Linked DNA regions of Homo sapiens: region 2 is linked to region 1. The links are chromatin loops, found by intact Hi-C in ENCODE. Cell type or tissue: ascending aorta. All regions are shown on one strand. Links, peaks and the distances in the headings refer to the core of each region. The heading gives the core; the rest is flanking DNA.

What was found. A loop is a pair of places that touch in the nucleus more often than their neighbours do. Peaks named below come from ENCODE experiments on the same cell type or tissue, not always from the same donor. Only the 100,000 strongest peaks of a DNase experiment are listed, where the experiment ranks them.
Region 2: it touches region 1 in a loop (4-fold over the local background); 31 of 110 quality-filtered maps call a loop at or near these places.

The regions. Positions count from the first base shown.
Region 1 is chr1:220,526,495-220,529,401 of GRCh38, forward strand. It overlaps MARK1 (microtubule affinity regulating kinase 1), which reads left to right and starts at 1,642. Exons shown (of 18, transcript NM_018650.5): 1 at 1,642-2,379. The coding sequence starts at 2,329. RefSeq lists a silencer at 1,706-2,005. In ascending aorta, for the core only: no CTCF peak of the experiment used is centred there; DNase peaks (open chromatin) are centred at 937, 1,527 and 2,037; H3K4me3 peaks cover 1,968 bases; H3K27ac peaks cover 1,962 bases.
Region 2 is chr1:220,295,078-220,297,984 of GRCh38, forward strand. No RefSeq gene overlaps it. Among named protein-coding and RNA genes, the nearest start is that of RAB3GAP2, 24 kb to the left of the region's middle. In ascending aorta, for the core only: a CTCF peak has its summit at 1,349 (motif pointing right); no DNase peak of the experiment used is centred there.

The DNA.
Region 1 (2,907 bases), core at 132-2,631:
TGTGATGGCAGCCCCTACAGGCAGCCGTCGCAATAGTTAACCAGAAAATAACCAGAAAAATACAGGATTATGCCCTTGCAACTTCAATGTATCTTGGTGATTCAGGATTTTCTGCAGAGGGCACGTAAATGCTTGACATTCTCAGTAACACATCATAGTTCAGGAGGCAGCATTGCAGTTCCGCTGCCTAAATTCTGTTTGAGAAGTGGTGATGACCACCAAAGGGATCTTGTTTTTTTTTTTTTTTTCATTTGCTTTGTGAAATTGGTAAGTGGTTACAAGAGAAAATGCTAAAGAAATAAGTACACAGATGGTGTTCTAGAAGTGAATATAGACTGGGTGAGAATTGCTTCTTTCCTCAAAGGATTTTTGTGTTTGCTATTTTCAGGTCTTTTGGACCCATGCTTCAAGGGTCAAGTGTTAACTTTTCAGAAACAACCTTTAATGAGTCAGGATAAAAACCATCTGGTTCAGGGATTCTTCTTTCAAATGGAGGAAATTCAGAAGAGACGAGAAATTTCCCACCATTATAAGAATTCCACTGGAGGCATACTGAAGCAGCTCAGAAAATCAATGTATCCGCTCCTATCTTTCATTCCTTTTGTCTTCCTGCCCATCCATGAAAGGAAGTGAAAAAGAAATGTTGCAAAGAAGAATAGAGAGACGATAAGGTTTTCGTTCTACAGGCTGAATGTGCAAAATGTAAGCTCTCAAATGAGATTAAAAAAAAATGCAGCCTTGCTTATAAAAGGCGAATGGGTCCTGGACAATGCACTACAGACGCGGGTGCCTACAGGATGTCTTGAGGCAGGTGGGTGGAAGTGTGAGGAAGCCACCTGGAAGAGGGAGGACAGGGCCCAAATCAGACACAGCTCTCCATCCTCCCTAAACAGGCTCGCCTAAGTGACACTTCCTTGTGTCCCAGGAAGTGACGATCAGCCAGTGTAGATGTTGTGACTCGCGGGTCTCACCCACTCCGAGGGTGCTGCAGGGCGCCCAGAGCGAGACGTCTTCCGCCGGCCCCATTCCCGAAGAGGCCGCGCCGTCGGGGGCTGAGACCCACTTGTACTGAGTCTCCAGCCGCCTCCCTAGGCTGCTGGCGCTTCTAGGGGCTTCTGTGCTTTTTGCCAAACTCTGAGGGTGACCCTGAACCTAACGGCTCCCTAGAGAAGGAGACTGACAGAGGGCTCAGGCGAGGATAGGGATTGAGAAAGCGTGGAAACGGGGGAGGAGGAGTAGAATTTAAGAATGGTAAAAGTCCCGAGGTAGGAGAAAAGGAGGGGTAGGATCCAGGGTAGGATTGAATCCAATTCTTCTCCAATGAAACGGACAAACAAACAAACAAACAAACAAAAACAGAAAGAAAGAAAAAGAAAAAAAAAAGCCACTGATTCACATCAGCTCTCTCTCACCCTCAACCCGGCAAAAACCAAACACGAATAAAAATAAAACCACCAGAGGCTCTTAGACGACCGTAAACTCTGCGGGTGGGGCACGAAACAAAAATAAACACAGGGACAGGCGGGCAAGAGAGCGCGGGAGGAGGAGGAGGAGAAAAAGGAGGAGGAGGAGGAGGAGGAGGCGGCCCCGCATCCCTAATGAGGGAATGAATGGAGAGGCCCCCTCGGCTGGCGCCCGCCCACCCGGCGGCGGCCGCCAAGTGCCTCTGGGCGCTGCGTGCCGCGCCCGCTGCTCCGCGCGCAGCCGGCTCGGGCCGCTCCTCCTGACTGAGGCGCGGCGGCGGCGGTGGCTGTGACCGCGCGGACCGAGCCGAGACATTCGCGCCGGGGGATCGGGCGCCGCCGCCGCTGGGCCCCGGGCGCGTGGATGCGGCTGGGTCGGGCGGCGCCGTACACCTGAGGCGGAGAACGGGGCGCGGCGCGGGTGACGCTGTCAGGGCCGCGGTTCCTGACGCCCAGGCGCTCGCCAGGACGAGCCAGGCAGTGATTTGAGGCACCGGCTTCACCTTCACCCATGGTCCGGAGAGCCTAGCGGGGCTCGCCACCGCCTCCCGGCTCCCCTTCCACGCCTCATCCTGCCAGCCTCGCCGCCCCGCCAGCGCCGGGCAACCGCCTCGCCCGAAGCCCTCCCTCGTTACTGTCCGCATACCCCGGCGGCGCCGCCGCGGGAAGCGGCTCCCCCTCCTCTTCCTCCGCGTCCTCTTCCCTCTTTCCCCCGCCGGGGCCGCTTGTTGCACCGCCCCGCGGCCTGCGGGAGCCGCTCGCCCCGGCCTTGTGCTCGCGTCCGCACCCCTTTCCTGTCGCCCCCCGGGGCCCGCACCACAGCCCGGCCGGCGAGACCCCGGCCAGACCCCGCTGCCCGCACAAAATGTCGGCCCGGACGCCATTGCCGACGGTGAACGAGCGGGACACGGAAAATGTGAGTAACCGGAGCCTCCCTCGGGAGCAGTGGGGGCGAGACCCTCCTCTGATCCCCACTTCACCCGCGCTTGGGCCGTCCCCCGTGCCTCGGCGCGGCCACCCGCGGCAGGGTCTCCACCTGGAGCCCGGCGTGACCCTCACCCACTGCTCAGCCCTATTCTTCATTCCAACCCCATTTCGCTTGTTTCCCCTCAAGGGTGAGGGTAGGGAACCGTAAGTGGCGCCCTCTCGCTCGGAGGTGGTCCTCCAGGGGCGGATGGGGTGATGGAGGGCAGAGAAGCAGAATGGGATGGCAGAGTGGGCAGTCAGGATTGCTTTATTTCTACCTCTGCATTCTGTGCCCCCACCCGAATGAATGCTTGCTTTACAATAGCAGACGAGCCGGCTACCTCTCACACTCTTGCTTTTCTGGATCTTTCAATCCTTTGCACTCTCCCCTCCTCCCCCCGCATTGCCCCATGACTTTGCTTTTTGTAACATTGTGTCCACATTTTGGGTCATGGGCACCAAAGCGAGAAGGATGGGA
Region 2 (2,907 bases), core at 220-2,719, 230 kb before region 1:
AAGGTCTAAGTCCCTGAAGTGTGGTGTTTATTAAGAAAAGGTTCACCTTTTATATCCTCCAACATTTCTAGTAAAATCATAACCATCCTCAATTTGCAACCACAGACTTCTGGGAATACAGCTATTATTGGCTCCAAACCCTCTCCTCTGTGATTCATAGATTGCTATCTGTGAGGGCAAGAACTTTGCATTTTATTCATCTTTGCATCCCCAGAGCATAGCATGTAATAATCATTTATTATTTATTTATTTTTTTTTTTATTTTTTTTTGAGACGGAGTCTCACTCTGTTGCCTAGGCTGGAGTGCAGTGGCACTATCTCGGCTCACTGCAACCTCCGCCTCCTGGGTTTAAGCAGTTCTCCCTGCCTCAGCCTCCTGAGCATCTGGGACTACAGGCACCCGCCACCAAACCTAACTAATTTTTGTATTTTTAGTAGAGTCAGGGTGTCACCATGTTGGCCTGGCTGATCTCGAACTCCTGACCTCAAGTGATCTGCCCACCTCGGCCTCCCAAAGTGGGGGGATTACAGGTGTGAGCCACTGCGCCAAGCCTAAATAATGTTTTCAAAAAATTTAAATTATTTCTCACAAACAATGTGCATACAGTTTGTTGTCTTTACTGTCTACCCCACACAACTGACCTGGTACCCCCTAGTACTCACATAATTCAGCTTAGAGATCAGTTCCTCAGGGATACCTTCTCTGATACCGGAGCTAAGGTCTGGGCCCCCTATTATGAGTTCAGAGAACACCTTAGGTTTAGGTTTCCACTTTATAGCACTTACTATACTTTTATTTATGTAATGTTTGTGTTCTGTACTGGAATAAGACCCCCAGGAAGTCTGTAACATCCTCTTATTCTCAGTGCTATTATTTATAATCAATGCCTAGGACACAATAGATGCTCAGTAAACATTTCCAGAATAAATGAGTTTTGATCAATAGCATTTTTGAGGCTAGTCTCCCTCTTTTTCTCATCCTCTACTGTACACAGTGATTTACATCCTTTCCAAACTGGTGTTTTTTTGTTTTGTTTTGTTGTTGTTTTTTTTTTTTCCCTACTGTCACTTTCCAATTCCTACCACCTACTGGTTGAACCCATGATGTCTTGGGGACTAGATGTCAGGGTGGCTACACATTTCCATTTTGGAGAGCAGTTTCCTATTTTTAGCACTTCTCCAGGGCTTGGACTGATAAGGCAGTGGAGTCCTTCTGCCCTCAGAACTTTGCCTTTTAACTTCGTTCCTTGGGAATGTGCCTGTCAGGCTCTGTGGAGAAGTTATTCCTCCTTTTGATGAGAAATTGAGACTACCTGAGCTCCTTCCCTGCTTTAAATGAACCACTAGAGGGGGCAGTGACCTGCTCTGCTGCTGCGCCTGAATTGCACCTGTAGGATATTAGGGTTAGATGGATCTTAATGACTTCCTGGGCCACCTTCTCCCATTTTCTAAACAAGTCCCTAAGGCTACAGACTTGGTCAGTGACAAAACTAGGCCTAGACCCCAGATCTTGTGCTTTCTCCTCCAGCATACTGCCTGCCTCCTGCCCTGCAGTCCTTGGAGGACTCTTGCAGGGTCTGGTCTACGGATATGGATCAAATTTTTTTTTTTTTTGAGACTGAGTCTTGCTCTATTGCCCAGGCTGGAGTGCAGTGGCATGATCTCAGCTCACTGCAGCCTCTGCTTCCCAGGTTCAGGTGATTCTCATGCCTCAGCCTCACAAGTAACTGTGATTACAAGGATCTGCCACCATGCCCGGCTAATTTTTGTATTTTTAGTAAAGACAGGGTTTCACCATGTTGGCCAGGCTGGTCTCCAACTCCTGACCTCAAGTGATCCGCCAGCCTCGACCTCCTAAAGTGCTGGGATTACAGGCATGAGCCACCACACCCAGCCAGCTATGGATCAATTTTGACAAGTCTGATTAACTCACCAAGAATTCCTTGGACCACCAATGCAATTATCCACATTGATTTATGAATGGTCCATAGCCACACATATGTGTGTGGGCTAAAGGGAGGAATAGCAAGAGGTAATGGAAATTATGCTCAATTCCACCACTTGTGGAAAACAAGATGTAATGGACGTTGCTAGCTATTGTCTTTTTGTCATCCAAGCAAGCTTTCTCATCACCCTTTATTCTGGTAACTGCCTTCCCTCCTCCTCACTCCCTTTGCAGAGGCAGGGGCCAGTTTCAGGTCTGGCTAATCACAGCTCTCCATTCCTTCCCACTTAGTAATGGTTCAGGGGAAGGTAAAAACTCAAGCTGACTTTATTAAAGTCCTTCCCTGAGATTTCTGAGTTTAAAAACAAGAGAAGCAGTGGTGTTTTCTCGGGGTCATGGTACCATAAGGATATGAAGTTAGAAGACTGTGACTATCTTTGTAACCAAACAAAGAAGACCTGCTATAGGAGCAGATCAGAGAGTTAAGCAGAGACTCAGAGAGAAAAGCTGGATGTAGAATTGAATCATGATCCCAATTCTTCAGCCCTGGAGCCAACATCTTTTTTCAGGTTCTTCAAGTTACCCTACTTTATTATGCCTGGCTACATGGGCCTATCAATTCCTTTCTTTTGTTTAAAGATAGTTGGAATTAGATTTTTATCATTCACAATGAAGAATTTTGATGAGAAATTCTAGAGGCCAAACATACCAAAAAATACCCCCTGTTTTAGGTTAACAGTTTGTCTGTAGTCACTGTGGGTGTAGGGTAATATCGCCTTTCCTCTGACCCTAAACTAAGGATGGATAAGCCTGAAGTCAGTCTTTCAGTATAAACCTCATGGGTGACTAGTGATCAGCTTTTTGTATTTCCTCACTATTGTCTGTCTTGGTCAGCTCAACCAGGAAGGACAAGTTGCTACTGAGGCCAAGAGCACAGGTCAGGTGGCTTAGTTAGTTCTTTG